Linked DNA regions of Homo sapiens: all the other regions are linked to region 5. The links are chromatin contacts, found by Hi-C or POLR2A ChIA-PET in ENCODE. All regions are on one chromosome and are shown on one strand. The core of a region is the stretch at or near the end of the contact, and the rest is flanking DNA. Distances in the headings are between cores, read along the strand shown. Region 1 overlaps LINC01847 (long intergenic non-protein coding RNA 1847). Region 2 overlaps EBF1 (EBF transcription factor 1). Region 3 has its middle 6.9 kb from the start of LINC01847. Region 4 overlaps LOC105377688 (a long non-coding RNA gene). Region 5 overlaps LINC01845 (long intergenic non-protein coding RNA 1845).

Region 1 (2,700 bases), core at 70-2,569, 350 kb before region 5:
ACATCAACTTTATAGCATATTATGCAGTCACTAAAAACAATTTAGACCAAATAGCAACGAAGAAACATACTTATGATTAAATAACATTTGTATGCTACCAAATCATGTATTCACTTTCATTGCAGCTGTGTAAAAATTCGTGAGTATATGTAAACAAGAATTGGAAGGAAACTTGGAAAAGAGTAAAAATATTTTTTATTTTAAACATAGTTCCTATTTTTCATCTTTTAAAAAAGCAGTTCTTTTATTTGTGCAATAAATTTCAATGCATTAAAAATAATTAACCAAGAACTAGGTAATCCCAGTTCACAGATTGCCTTTTTATTTTGTTGATTGTTTCCTTTGCTGCTCAGAAGCTTTTATGCTTGATGTAGTCTCACTTGTTTATTTTTTTAAAATTTTTTTTATTATTATACTTTCAGTTCTAGGGTACATGTGCACAACGTGCAGGTGTCACTTGTTTATTTTTGCTTTTGTTTCATGAACTTTTGGTGTCATATCCAAAAAATCATGGCAAAGGTCAATGTCAAGAAGTTTTCCCCTTTGTTTTCTTCTAGGAATTTTATGGTTTCAAGTCTTACTTTTAAGTCTTTAATCCATTTTGAATTGATTTTTGGTAGGTGTAAGATAAGGTTTCAGTTTTGTTCTTTTGTATGTTGGTATTCAGTTCTCCCAACATCATTAATTAAAGAGGCTATCCTTTCCCCTTTGTGTATTCTTAGTGCCCTTGTTGAAAATTAGTTGACCTTGTATATTTGGGTTTATTTCTCTTTCATTGGTCTATGTGTCTATCTTTATTTCAGTACCATACAGTTTTGATTATCATAGCTTTATAATTATTCTTTTTAATGCTATTGTAAATGGGATCATTTTCTTGATTTTCTTTTTTGGATAAGTAGTTGTTGATGTAAGGAAATGCTACTAATTTTTGTACAGTGATCTTTGTATCCTGCTGTTTTACTGAATTCATTTATTAGTTCTAACAGTTTTTTTTTTTTTTTTTTGGTGTGGAGTCTTTAAAGCTTTCTACGTATAGAATCATGTCATCTTTAAACAAGGATTTTATTTCTTCCTTTCTGATTTGGATGTCCTTCATTTCTTTTTCGTCTCTGATTGCTCTTAAAATTAGATTCAAATATTATAATGAATTTTGAACAGAAAAGGGAGATAAATTCTGATTCTGGCTGTTGAGTGAAGTCACTGTGCTGAGGCTTGCAGTAGAGGGGTGGAGAAGCAGACACCAGCCAGGTTTGGAAACCACATGCACTTTGTGGCTTGGGACTTGGAACACATCCCCTTTCCTCTGAGGCCAAGTCCTCTGCCCTTATGAAAAAATCTAACTTCCTATTTTAAAGACAAGTAGCTCAGAGCAACTCCGAAAGTCATAGACTTTAAATGGCCTCTACGAAACATGGTGGTAAGTTTGGGAAGTGAATCAGAAACAGATGAATTAAATTTTGCCTGAAATTACATAGAGATTTTAACAGACAGAGAAGAACATTCTTAAGAGAAGAAGCATGTTTTGGCATTTCTTACTCAAATCCCAAACATTTGAGAGATGCCTTTGAATAATTTCATTAAGAGAAAAAGCAAAACAAACAAAACAACCCTCTTGAGACTCAGAACTTAAAAAGTAGGCTGAATTATAATGTCTTTTCCATAGCTTATCTCCAACCACATTTTCCATATAGCAGAATATGTTCCTGGTATAATACTACCTCAGCAGAGATCAAAGGAAAAATCAGGGCCTGTATTCAAGATCTGTCCTCTGCCATTTGTCACCTCTGGGAATAAGGGAAGTTGTTTTAGTTGCATGAGCTTAGTTTTCTCATGTGTAAAATGGTCTATTATATCTTCTTTGCAGAGTTGTAGATAAGAGATAAAACCCACAATATCACTGTTTAAAATTTCCAATTCATAGCTAACCCTTGATAAGGCCCTGGAAATTATTATTACATTGTTAAATAAATCTGCTTATCCAACATGGGGTTTTTCTTTTTAACATGTAGTAGTAGTTATAAAACTTAAATTACTATTTAATTTATTGTTTGCATTAGAAGAAGAGAGAAGTTTAGGATTCAGCTACAGAATTGGCTAAATATGCTATTTTAAAATAATCAAAACTGGGTTCAAATTCTGCCTCTACTACATATTGACTATATGACATTGTGAAAGGAATTAACTTCTCTGAGCCTCATTTTTTTTTCATTTATAAAATGGAAACAGTAGTAGCATTTACCTCTTAGTGTAGCTATGAAGAGGAAATGAAACAATGGATATAAGTTGCGTGACATGGCACTTTCATGTAGTAACTGCTCATAAAATGGTAACTATCATCATTATCATCATCAATGGTATATTAGTGGCAAATATTCCCTCATTTCTTTACTCCTCCCTACCTTATATCCTAATCCACTTAAATACCAAAAATCACCATCTAAAATCATGGAACTATCCTGGATATTTAGCTTTTTTCTTTATTTTCTTCTTAGGTCAACTCTACTTCATGTTACTCTTCAAATTTGCCCCCAGGAAGCATTTGCAGCTACATTTTTGCTGGAGAGACAGTGTCTAGCCATAGATTCATTTCAATTAAATTAATTACTATCCTGGAATTGCAGGGTTTTGATGTCATAGTGAATGATCACTGAATGAACCAATTTCGTGCTTCTTAACTTGAAACCTGGGATTCTTGGGCCA
Region 2 (2,700 bases), core at 29-2,528, 490 kb after region 5:
TATACATACATATATATTCTTTTGTCTTAAAAGTCTTCCTATTTTGAAAGAATTATATATTATTTATGTCTTTAAAATTCTTGAACAGGCCTGGTGGCTCAGGCCGGTAATCCCAGCACTTTGGGAGGCCGAGGCAGACAGATTGCCTGAGGTCAGGAGATTCAGACAAGCTTGGTCAACATGGTGAAACCCCATCTCTACTAAAAATACAAAAATCTTCCAGGTGTGGTGGCACACTCCTGTAATCCCAGCTACTCAGGAGGCTGAGGCAGAAGAATCTCTTGAACGCTGGAGACAGAGGTTGCAGTGAGCTGAGATCAAGCCACTGCACTCCAACTAGGGTGACAGAGTAAGACTCCGTCTCAAAAAAAAAAAAAAAATTCTTAAGTAGAGCTAGAGTTTTTCTTTATATTTTTGTTTTAGTTTATTTCGATTTGTTTTATGTTTGGCATCTTTTTTTGGTGTTAGGAATAGTATATTTTCTAAAATATGGGCAAATGGTTATTACAATTATTTATTCCTCAGATATGTTAATGGTTCAGGGGTTCTTTAAGAAAGTTATTTTCCAAGCTTTGGAAAATGCAAATTCACTGAAGTCCTTTAAATAATCCCTCCTCTCACTAGAATTTTGAATTACCTTGATATGATGCACAAAAATTCTGGTCACTTACATTGTTTAAGTAGCCAGTTCAAGATGACTTGGGGACAACTTGAGTAATGTGCGAATCGTGTGGGCAATCACATATTCCTGATATCCAAAATACCAGCCTTTTCATTTTCTTTTTCTGAATGTTTCTGCTTGAAATTACCCATGGTTTAAAATATGCACGGCACATGGCATTGAACGTGGGAAGTGTTGTTAAGTTTTGAATGGGATGGTTAGAAAACGGCGTTTCTGGTTGTGTAAGAGTCTCTCATCTGGATCTGAAGCCTCTTCCGGGGAATTCCAGGCCTTCTCCCCTCTATGTCATAAAAATGACTGGGTGACTTCGCAAAGCAATAATACCAGTGGGATGTGTATATTAACCTGTCTGTGGGGGGAAAATGCTGAGAGCAACAGGCCTATAATTTAGGTAATAGCGATAGCCTATGAAAAACATGCTGCTTTTGCCTTGATGCTAATCAGGAAACCATCAGACAGTCTTCCCTGACTGAGTAAGGGCAGGGCGGGAAGGAAGTCAGCTGTCATCATGTTTTTGAAGAAGAAAAAAATGAGAGGTGAACTGAACTCTGTGATCGGAACCTCACTCTAAGGCCGCTTCCTGAATTTAAAGGTGTGGTACTCCAATCAGCACCGCAAATTGGAGGCATCTGATTTGCATGGATTAACAGGAGTGGGTCACAACCTTCTGACAGGTCAATGGCACCACTGGGGATTTGAAGAAAACTTTGATTCTCCCTCTTTTCCCCCTCTGCCATGAAGCAATCATGCTGTTCTATTGTAAAAGAGGATCCCTTACTTATAAAGCCAAGCTTGTCATTTAAATTCACTCAAGTTAGGACACCACCGAGCTCTGTCAGATGTCAGTCTCAATTCAGCAGGAGAATGTTTTTCAACAGCTTTCTAACCTCTTTGCCGGGAAACACAGAGGCTTGGATCAAGGGGGAGGGGCAGCTGACTGGGCTTGAAGGATTTTTACAGAGGCAAGATTGGAATTTTTCATTTCAGGCAGGTTTTCTTTTTCTTTACGTTTTCTTATTATTATTTTTTCCTTTTTCCCTCTAAGCCTCGTGTAAAAGATATTCCCACAAAAAGAGAGTGAAAAAAAGTCAGATTGGTTGTAAGGACCACTTCAGTTGAGGGTCTCCTTGAAGGTATTTAAACCTGGGAGTGATGTTGGCATCTTTTCTGCATTAGGGGTATTGGCTGTTTGCCAATCATTTCCCTTGAAAAATATCATGCGGCCATAAAGGAACTATGAAATGTTTGGCAGAGGAAGCGTCCATGGCAGAATAGGGACAAAGGGAAATGGAGATTTTCTGATTCAGCCTCTGGTGCCAGACCCAAATAAAAAGAAGAGGCACATGCCATGGAACTATGGCTTACCTGAAACACCCTGGGTCAAGGAGCTTTGAAATGGTAGTGGCAGAGTTGGGACCATTTTTTTCTTGAACCTTGATTAACCAAGTGCTCTGGAGATAAAATGTTCAGAGAGTTCTAATATACTCACTTGCTACGTATTGTTTTCTACATTTAGCTACAACTGTTGATTCAGCATCTCCTATAGGCCAGATATTATGCCAGACCTAATTTGCAACAAAACAGATTTGGTTCCTGCCCTCTTGGGACTTCCTGCTTAGACCTGCCTCATCAATTTTCATTTCTTATGTGACTTAATCTTTGTCATTTAAATTCCAGTATTTTCTTGCATCCATGACAGTGCTTACCATTGTATTAATAATACCTTACAGAAAAGTCTGGTAAATATCTATAATTTTATTGGCTGTTCAAGTAATGTTTAAATTTATGAAGCCTCAGTTTTCTCATCTGTAAAATGGGGATAATAATGTCTATCTCACAGGGCGCTTGTGAAGAGTGAATGGTATAATGTATAGAAAGCACTCAGCAGAGAGCTTGGCACAGAGTTCTTAGTAATTGGGAGCTGCTAGCATTTTTCATTAGAAGTGTGGCTCACGCCTGTAATCCCAGCACTTTGGGAGGCCTAGACAGGTGGATCACAGGGTCAGGAGATCGAGACC
Region 3 (2,700 bases), core at 191-2,690, 430 kb before region 5:
GCACAGACTTTCACTCCCCCCTCCCCATAATTAAGAAGATAGAAGAAGAATTGGCTTGTGGAATGAGTCACAGAGGCAGCCAGGATGAAGGGCAGGATTCAGCATCCCCAGGGAATCTTTATTTATAGTCCTGGCTGCTGGAGAGGGGGCTGGAATTATTCCTAAAGAGTTTCAGTGATGGAGTGATAACCAAAAGATGTCATTCCCACCGTCGTGCTTACAGGCAGGCGCCTGTTGCTGCTGGAGCCAGCAGAAGCGCTGTGTCACTCCAGAGCTGTGGTTCATGGGAGGAGCCAAGCTGACTGCATTCCAGCTGGTCCATCGTCAGTCACTGGGCCCCTTTCCCCGGTGAACAGACAATCTCTACGCTAATCCGAGCAAATCCTCCCAACCCCAAACAAACAGAAACCTCTGGGACAGCAGAGGCCACTGATTGCAGAGGATGCAGCTTAGATTCAAAATGATACAGTCTAATCCGTTGGTCCCACAGCTCTGCCTCTGTCAACAGTGTGGTTTCTGTAACAAGCAGAGAAAGTGGCATGAGGAATATGCAGTAGCAGACCCGACCTGCCTCACCCAGGGCCGGGGTGAGGATGTAAGGAGGCAGCTGGCTCTTTGCTGGGTTTTGAGCGACATCAGAAAAGTCTAGGGGGCATGAGCAGTAAGTTCCTTGGGTACAGGCTGTCTGTCTTATCCACTCTGGCACTCCTGGCACCAAGCACAGAGAAGATGTTAGTTGATAAATGGATACATGCATGATCTATTCAATATTGCAGTGTGTGAAGACCCCACAGTTCTGGTTCTTGAGTGTGATACATGATACATGATAGAAAAGAAAGAACATTTTTTAGGGAGCTAAGCAGACTAGGACTCCAATCCTGTCACTTCCTGTAGAAGACCTTGCACAGGTCACCTAATCTCTCCAAGCCTCAGTTTGCTTACTTGTAAAATGGAGACTCCCTAACACCTGCTATGTTTTGGGAATCATGGTAAGGATTAAAGATGGTGAAATAGGTTACTTCACCTTATTATATGTGCTACCTGGGGGAAATGAGGTATTGTTATCAGCCAATAACACATTAGCTGAATTAATCAGACAGATTGCACGCGGAAAACAGGGAATCCAGAACTGCCTGAGATGGTCTGGTTTATTGGCTCCTTATTTCCCAGCCTCCCTCCTTGGACTGGAGCCCTACTCTGAGTGGGAGTTCTCTTCTCAGTTGGCTCAAGTGTGTTCCTGGAGCTTTGTTCCCATCTGGGGCAGGAGGCCCCTTGAACTGGATCCCAGCTGCCCAGTGCAAACCCTGTGCTCAGCCCTCATGTGCTTTCCTGTTAGTCCTTGACCCTTACCTTGGCTCCTGGCCCTGACATAGCCTAGGTAACAGCTGCTGCTCATCTCTGGACCCGACTGATTCAAGAGGGCAACTGTAGGACTGCTGGGCCTGGCGTCCCGGACTGTCGGAGCTGCCTGAGACTGCCTCGGCATTTGGTCCTCTGATTCTTGGGCCTCGTTCAGCCCTGGAGTCCTGACAAGACCAAGCTGAAGAGACCTGAACCTGTTTTTCTAGGTTTCAGAGCACCTAATCTGGCACTTGAAACTCAGGTTGTTCCCAGAAGAGGTCAGAAAACAGGAAGTAAGGCTCGGGAGAGAAGGAAGAATCAGGAAGTGGATTTCAAGAGCATTCACTCCAGCTGCCATCAAAACATCACTTCCTAGACTGAGAGAATAAAGTAGTAGTTATTAAAAGCCCAGGCTTTTCAACTAAAGAGATCTGAGCTTAAAGCCTGCCTCTGTCGTTTGTGAACTGAGCAGCCCTGGGCACGCTGCACCTTCTTTCTGAGCTTTGGATTCCTTACTTATAAAGTGGGGTTAGGGACAGTACCTACCTTATGGGGCTGAGAGCATTGAGAGACATAATGGGTGCAAAGTGCTGAGCACAATGCCTGGTGCACAGTAGGGAGTCCATAAAATAGTGGCTATGATGACTGTGATTTAATGATTTTTGTGACCACTGCCCTAGTGGCTGCTCAGAGTCATCAGAAGGACCCAATGAGATATGAGATATGAAAGTGTTTAGAAGGAGGCTGGAGAGCATGACGCCAACATGGAGTACTGAAATTATTATTTTCTCGGTTTTTGACATTTGCCAACTGATGTGCTGTTGCACCCAAAGATTGGGTGCACGGCAACCAGAGGGCATGAAGGACTTCTCCAGAGCTGGCTCCCGGCATGACCTTCCCATCTGGTGCAGTGGGAGGGAAGAGGCTTGGACAGAGTTCTCCTATTGTCCCCGGGTCTTCTGAGGTCATCAGCTTTGCTCAGTTCTAGCTTAGCAGAGTGGTTTACAAAGGGTGGAGGGGAGACACAGGGGACCGGGAGCTGAAACTTTATTTGCTAAGTGTTTTTCAGAGCGCACGGCTCTGAGAAGGCGAAAAGGGGCAGGCAACAAGCCTTGATTTATGAACTGAGGCTCCCATTCCAGAAAACACATCATCAGTCCTTTTAGTAAAGAGCTTCAACCAGAGGGGCTGCCCTTCTGACTGCAGGCCTGAGTCCCACGACTGCTCTCAAAGGCAACTCCTTTTTGTGCACCCCTTAGGGGAAGAAAATCTGGAGAACAAATTCTGGGCCCTTGGTAGGGATGGGAACCTGCTCTCTGATGGCCAGGCAAGTACCTGAAACACAAGCGCCAGGCCCCT
Region 4 (2,825 bases), core at 192-2,691, 300 kb before region 5:
AGAACACTTCTACACTGTTGGTGGGAATGTAAACTAGTACAACCGTTATGGAAAACAGTGTGGAGATTCCTTAAATAACTAAAAGTAGAACTACCATTTGATCCAGCAATCCCACTACTGGGTATCTACCCAGAGGAAAAGAAGTCACTATACAAAAAAGATACGTGCACATGCATATTTATACTAGCACAATTCACAATTGCAAAAATATGGAACCAGCCCTAATGCCCATCAATCAACGAGTGGATAAAGAAACTGTGCTATATATATATGATGGAATACTACTCAGCCATAAAAAGGAACGAATTAATGGCATTCACAGCAACCTAAATGGAATTGGAGACTATTATTCTAAGTAAAGTAACTCAAGAATGAAAAACCAAACCTCACATGTTGTCATTCATAAATGGGAGCTAAGTTATGAGGATGCAAAGGCATAAGAATGATACAACGAACTTTGGGGACTCAGGGGAAAGTGTGTGGGGGGGTGAGGGATAAAAGACTACAAATTGGGTTCAGTGTATACTGCTCGGGTGATAGGTGCACCAAAATCCTACAAGTCACCACTGAAGAACTTACTCTTGTAACCAAAAGCCACCTGTTCCCCCAAAACTTATCGAAATAAATTTTTTTTAAAAAAATATGTTTAATATACCTAACCTATCCAATGAATATCACAGCTTAGCCTTGACAACCTTAAACATACACAGAACACTTACATGAGCCTAGAATTGGGCAATATCATCTAACACAAAGCCTATTTCATATTTCATAATAAAGTGTTGACTATCTTAGGTAATTTATCGGATATAGCACACTGAAGCTTATCAGTTGTTTACCCTTCTAATGGTACATCTGACTGGGAGCTATGGCTCACTGATGCCCAGCATCATGAGAGAGTATCATCCTGCATATTGCTAGCCTGGGAAAAGATCAAAATTCAAAATTCAAAGTACGGTTTGTACTGCATGTGTAGTGCTTTTACACCATCGTAAAGTCGAAAAATTGTAAGTTGAATCATCATTCACTGGGGACCGTCTGTATGTGCTAAATAAATAGACAATCAAGTGTTTTAGGTTTTCTAATCATTCAGAAAAGAGGGATATTGTTACAAATTCATGAGTCAGGGAGCTCACTGTGGCAGAGAGGGGGATGGGCTGGGCTCAGAAGAAAGAGAAGGATTTGGATTGGGGGGTACCCAGGGGAAGCCATGGGTGTGGTTGGGGTTGGAGAGGCAGGGTCTTCGTGGTGATTCTGCTTCTTAACTGACAGAAAAGAGGGCCCACCTCTCTGTCCCTGGCAGATCACAGAGAGACCAGCCTTTCTTAAGGAAATAGGACCAAGGGCATGGAAGCAAAATACCCAGATGACTTCATCAAAAGAAAACATGCGACTCTTGCATAGACCAAAATAAACTCCCTAGACTGACGGGGTGGGGCCAAGGGACAGTTCTTGAGCTGAAGAGAAACTCCAGGACCTTCCAAGGCATTCTTTGAAAAATGCTCTTTGGATAAAATGCAACTTAAAAATAACTTCTGTTGGGTGTGGAGAGGAGAACAACTCAAATATTGGGGCCAGAAACCCAGAGTAAGGGCCAAATTTGGGCTAAGAAAATGCTAGATTCTCGAGATCTTTGGAAAGCAACTTCTTCCCTCATTTATTTACAATGAATAAAGTTTCTTAGAAACAAATACAAGGAAATCAACAATTTGTAATTTTTAAAGTATCAAACAAGTATGCTAATCAATAAATAGATTATCTTCCAGTATGATGAGAGAAAATAAAATCTAATAAAGGTCTAGGATCCAAGATAAACAAATATGACACCACTGGAGAAAAAGATGGTATTTAGAGAAAGGCCAAATGAGGTGGTTCTAACCCTTAGAGCAAGGGGTGTAAGGCATTCAAATGTAGCAGAGATTGCACTGGCCTGAGAAGCAGGCTCACCTACAGGGAGAATCCAGCTCTACCACTCTTGTTGTGTGACCTTAGGTAACTTACTTCACTTCTCTTATCCTCAGTTTCTTCATCTTTAAAATGGGAAAATTCATACCTGCCTCTCAAAGGTACTGTGGAGATTAAATGAAGTACTGCAGAAAAACTACCTCAGAGAGTATCTGAATGTTAGAAAACTTTAAATAATATTGGAATTCCACTTCTCTCATATCACTTTAGAGGGTTGGAGAAATTGGAGAGCTTCAGAGTTTGACACCTTATGAAAGCTGAGAGTCCTTAACATATTTCCATTAGCAAATATTTATTAACTTCTGTTTGTAAGACACAGTGATGGATAAGATGTAACACAAAATTCTTGGTCTCCTTATCAGGGAGTGAAATAGTTATTGATTACCACAACAAGATGCAAAAAAAACCCGAAAACTTAGAGGATTAAAATGGTGAGTATTTATTTAGCTTACAAATCTGCAAGTTGGAAGTTTAGGCTGGGCTCAGCTGGGCAGTTCTTCTGGTTTAGGCTCATATGTCTGGGAGTTGACTGACTATTCGTTGGTCTAGGATGACCTCAATGGGCGTGACTGCCTGGTCAACATGGCTTTTGTTCTATGTGTTTCATCCTCTAGCAGATTGGCCTAGGCCTGTTCTCATGGTAAAGGTACAGGAGTAAGAGTAAGCAAGCCCAATTGTACAAGTGCTTTTCATGCCTTTGTGTCACATTAACTTAACATACTATTGGCCTAAGCAAGTCATGTGGTTAAATGCAGAATCAGTATGAAGGGAATATATACCTGCATGTCAAAGGATATGGATGAAGGTAGGGATAAATAAATGAGGTCATTAATGCAATTAATCTACTTCAAGGGAACTAG
Region 5 (2,781 bases), core at 217-2,716:
CTATTAACCAATGTGCTCTTTATTCTAGAATTTCCTTTTACCCCGGGCTGCTCCCCTTTTTGTGTTCAGCCCAGCAGTCTGCCTTCATTCCCTCAAGGAAGAGCTGACATAAAAGAAAGCAAAGGGGTGGCAAAAAAAAGAAGTTAATGATTAACCTTGAGCTTCAAGAGCTTAAGCATAGGCAAATAGGAAGGCTTCGTGCACATACAACATATTTGAGAGAATATGAGTGGAGTAAAGGTAAGGCGTCCTATTCCCAGAATGGAAAGACGTCCCTAGGCTGGAGAGTAAGGGGGCGGGGAGAATACAGACCAATTAGGACCTAATTTGTAGGACTCAAGGACAAGGTGGGAAAGCGTCTAGAGATGGCTCAGGCTCTGCTTGAGTCAGCACTGTCCTTCCATATTGCCCAGGAGCTATGCAGACCACTGGAGACACACCAGGGTCCATTCCACTGAGCACCATATGTTTCCTGAGCTAAGGCACCTGGGAAAATCCCCCCACCATGGGAGCCAGCACCTCACCACTGACTGCAGAAATGAGGTCCATCAGACTCTGGTACTTTCTTCAGTCCACTCTGAGCCACCCACCTTCTGTGGCACCCACCAACCAGAGTGACCACTTCAGCAAGCACTGTACATAGTATCGCCAGAGTAGCAGGATCAAGTGATGCGGCCACTTAGAGAACTTGTAGTTCAGCAAGAAATGAGACTTGATAAAAATATCATTTTATCTTTGTGGGCAAGCTGAGAAAATGAGGGTAAGATGGCAGCACATTTGGGGGAATTGGGAACCATCCGAACAACCGATGTGCTTGAAGCCTGATTAATTATGCCAGGGTCCACTTCGAAAGCAGTCTCTGTCCTCAGTCCTCAACTCTGTCCTATTCAGGTGGCAGCTAATCAAAGTAGAGGCCATTTCCTGACTCAGCAGAAAAGAGAGTCATGATCAGCTGCAAGGTCTGCCACGGCTCAGACGTGGCACCCGGCACACGCTCCTGCCATTTGCTTTCTCTGCCCTCTACCACAGCATCCCTGCCACACCTCTTTTCCTCCTGAGCAAGGACCACCCAGAAGTCACTCTATGGCTTACTTTTTGTGTTGTGAGTACCAGTAAGCCACTCAAATGGACTACAGAAATAAAGGAAAGGTATATTAAAAGGATACAGGGTGTCTCCGAGAACCCTGGAGAGGAGCTCATCTGGATTCTTTCCTAGGCACACTACCACAATGAGCAAAATCTAATAAACTAAACAATTCTGCAGTTGGATTTTTTAAAACTCCAATTGCACCAATCCTAGATGGGAAGGAATGCAGCTTGATGCTAGCACATGTGATAAAAACACTTAGGATTTTGACTGCCAGCTCAGAATGAGTCAACAATGTGATGTGACTGCCAAAAAAGCCAGTGTAATCTCGGGCTGCACTAAACAGAGAGGAGTGATGGTGCGGCCTTCAGTTCAGAGAATCATGTATCAAGGCCCAGTGAACAGAGAAGGGCGGCCAAGGAGGACTCAGAATCATGCCGTATGGGGGAAAATAATGGGAGTACCTGGGATATTGCCGTCTGGCCTCCTTTTCAGGGATTGGTGGGAATGTTCTGGACCTGAGCTTACCAGTAAAGAGTCTAGGGTTAGACTGCCTGAATTGAAACCCCAACCCAGCTACTTACTAGCTTTTTCCTACATGCCAAGAATGAGATATTTATTCCTCATCACTACCTTCTGAAGAAATACCATCTTCATCCCTATCATACAGATGAGAAAACTGAGGCACAGAGAGGTTCAGTAGCTTGCCAAAGGTCACACTGCAAGCAAATTGAAGAAATATCCTTTGAATGCAAGGAGAGTGTACTTTCTTTGTTCTTCCCCTAAGCAGCTATACAACCTTGAATCTTGTCACTTCTCACTATACTTCAGTTAGCCCTAGGGCTACGTGACCAAGTACCCCAAAACATAGAGGCTTCAAGCAAAAATTCTTATTTGTTCACAGATCTGCAATCTGGGCAAGACTTGGTGGGGACAGCTCATCTCTGCTCTACTGGGATCAGCTGGGGTGGCTCAAAGGTGGGGTTGGAAGCCTCACTCACTCTCCATTTGGTACCAAACATCTGGAGGCTAGAACAGCAGAGGATCCTTGGACATCACTCTCTGTGGTGTCTCTCCACATGCTCTCTCCAGCACAGCACCTGCAGGGTAACCAAACATTTCACAAGTTGGCTTGTGGCTCCCTGGCATACATCCTGAGACAGACTGAGAGAGCCAGGTAGACGCTTTCATGTCCTAGCCTCAGAAGTCACATCGTGTGACTTCTATCACATCCTTAGTACAATCGGAATAACCACAGTGCTTCCCTGTAAGGACGAATTGAGACAATGCAGGTAAAATGCTTAGCACATTGTCTGGAAGCTGATGAAGATTCTATAAATGTCAGCTGTTGTTATTTTAAAAGTGGCTCAAAAAAGACATCTTAAAAAGACAAATCTGCTACTACTACCAAAAACATGCGTCACGCACCCTTAAGCCCAGCAAATACCTTTTGTCCACTGGTGTCTTTCCTTGCCCCATGTAGTCAGACACTGAAGCTCGCTGCTCTGGGAAGTCACACCTCACCCTCTCGTCCCATCCCTCTGATAAACAAGGCCGGTACTTGGAACTGCCTGGGTTGTGCTTCCCAGGAGGGGTACCTTCGCTGACTCAGCTGGGAAGGCATCCAGTGACTCATCAACTATCAAAAATTGATTAAACATCCTCAGGTCTTGGGAAGGGAGAAAATGCCCAGG

Evidence for each region. Hi-C counts contacts between places; a loop is a spot of excess contacts on that map. ChIA-PET counts read pairs that join two places held with the same protein, here RNA polymerase II (POLR2A). Pooled maps may share reads with other maps.
Region 1: a loop to region 5 is called in a pooled map, with 2.0 times the contacts of the local background. The contact joins two enhancer-like sites. A Hi-C loop is called at or near these places in 2 of 50 pooled maps. POLR2A ChIA-PET finds 5 or more read pairs at or near these places in 2 of 52 experiments (PC-9 and WTC11).
Region 2: a pooled map shows a loop between it and region 5 (2.4-fold over the local background). The contact joins two enhancer-like sites. A Hi-C loop is called at or near these places in 3 of 37 single-sample maps with no recorded cell type and 5 of 50 pooled maps. POLR2A ChIA-PET finds 5 or more read pairs at or near these places in 1 of 52 experiments (activated B cell).
Region 3: a loop to region 5 is called in a pooled map, with 2.0 times the contacts of the local background. The contact joins two enhancer-like sites. A Hi-C loop is called at or near these places in 2 of 37 single-sample maps with no recorded cell type and 9 of 50 pooled maps. POLR2A ChIA-PET finds 5 or more read pairs at or near these places in 1 of 52 experiments (activated CD4-positive, alpha-beta T cell).
Region 4: a loop to region 5 is called in a map of aorta, with 2.3 times the contacts of the local background. The contact joins two enhancer-like sites. A Hi-C loop is called at or near these places in 10 of 168 maps with a recorded cell type or tissue (IMR-90, aorta, ascending aorta and 4 more), 1 of 37 single-sample maps with no recorded cell type and 7 of 50 pooled maps. POLR2A ChIA-PET finds 5 or more read pairs at or near these places in 1 of 52 experiments (activated CD4-positive, alpha-beta T cell).

What each region holds. Positions count from the first base shown.
Region 1 is chr5:159,803,875-159,806,574 of GRCh38, reverse strand. The region is part of intron 2 of LINC01847 (long intergenic non-protein coding RNA 1847); the gene reads left to right. Among named protein-coding and RNA genes, the nearest start is that of LINC01847, 66 kb to the left of the region's middle. Within about 2 kb of position 1,319, at least 2 of the 41 ENCODE cell types and tissues checked have a DNase peak (open chromatin) inside an H3K27ac peak, as active enhancers do.
Region 2 is chr5:158,956,974-158,959,673 of GRCh38, reverse strand. All of the region lies in intron 6 of EBF1 (EBF transcription factor 1), which reads left to right. Among named protein-coding and RNA genes, the nearest start is that of EBF1, 140 kb to the left of the region's middle. RefSeq lists enhancers at 1,114-1,163, 1,194-1,263, 992-1,854. Within about 2 kb of position 1,278, at least 5 of the 41 ENCODE cell types and tissues checked have a DNase peak (open chromatin) inside an H3K27ac peak, as active enhancers do.
Region 3 is chr5:159,876,893-159,879,592 of GRCh38, reverse strand. It overlaps a transcript of ADRA1B not described here. Among named protein-coding and RNA genes, the nearest start is that of LINC01847, 6.9 kb to the right of the region's middle. Within about 2 kb of position 1,440, at least 22 of the 41 ENCODE cell types and tissues checked have a DNase peak (open chromatin) inside an H3K27ac peak, as active enhancers do.
Region 4 is chr5:159,751,312-159,754,136 of GRCh38, reverse strand. LOC105377688 (a long non-coding RNA gene) reads left to right here. Exons shown (of 4, transcript XR_001742949.2): 2 at 2,328-2,396. Among named protein-coding and RNA genes, the nearest start is that of LINC01847, 120 kb to the left of the region's middle. Within about 2 kb of position 1,441, at least 3 of the 41 ENCODE cell types and tissues checked have a DNase peak (open chromatin) inside an H3K27ac peak, as active enhancers do; they include ascending aorta, where a contact is called at or near this core.
Region 5 is chr5:159,450,041-159,452,821 of GRCh38, reverse strand. LINC01845 (long intergenic non-protein coding RNA 1845) reads left to right here. Exons shown (of 7, transcript NR_027110.2): 6 at 29-240. Among named protein-coding and RNA genes, the nearest start is that of LINC01845, 15 kb to the left of the region's middle. Within about 2 kb of position 1,466, at least 8 of the 41 ENCODE cell types and tissues checked have a DNase peak (open chromatin) inside an H3K27ac peak, as active enhancers do; they include ascending aorta, where a contact is called at or near this core.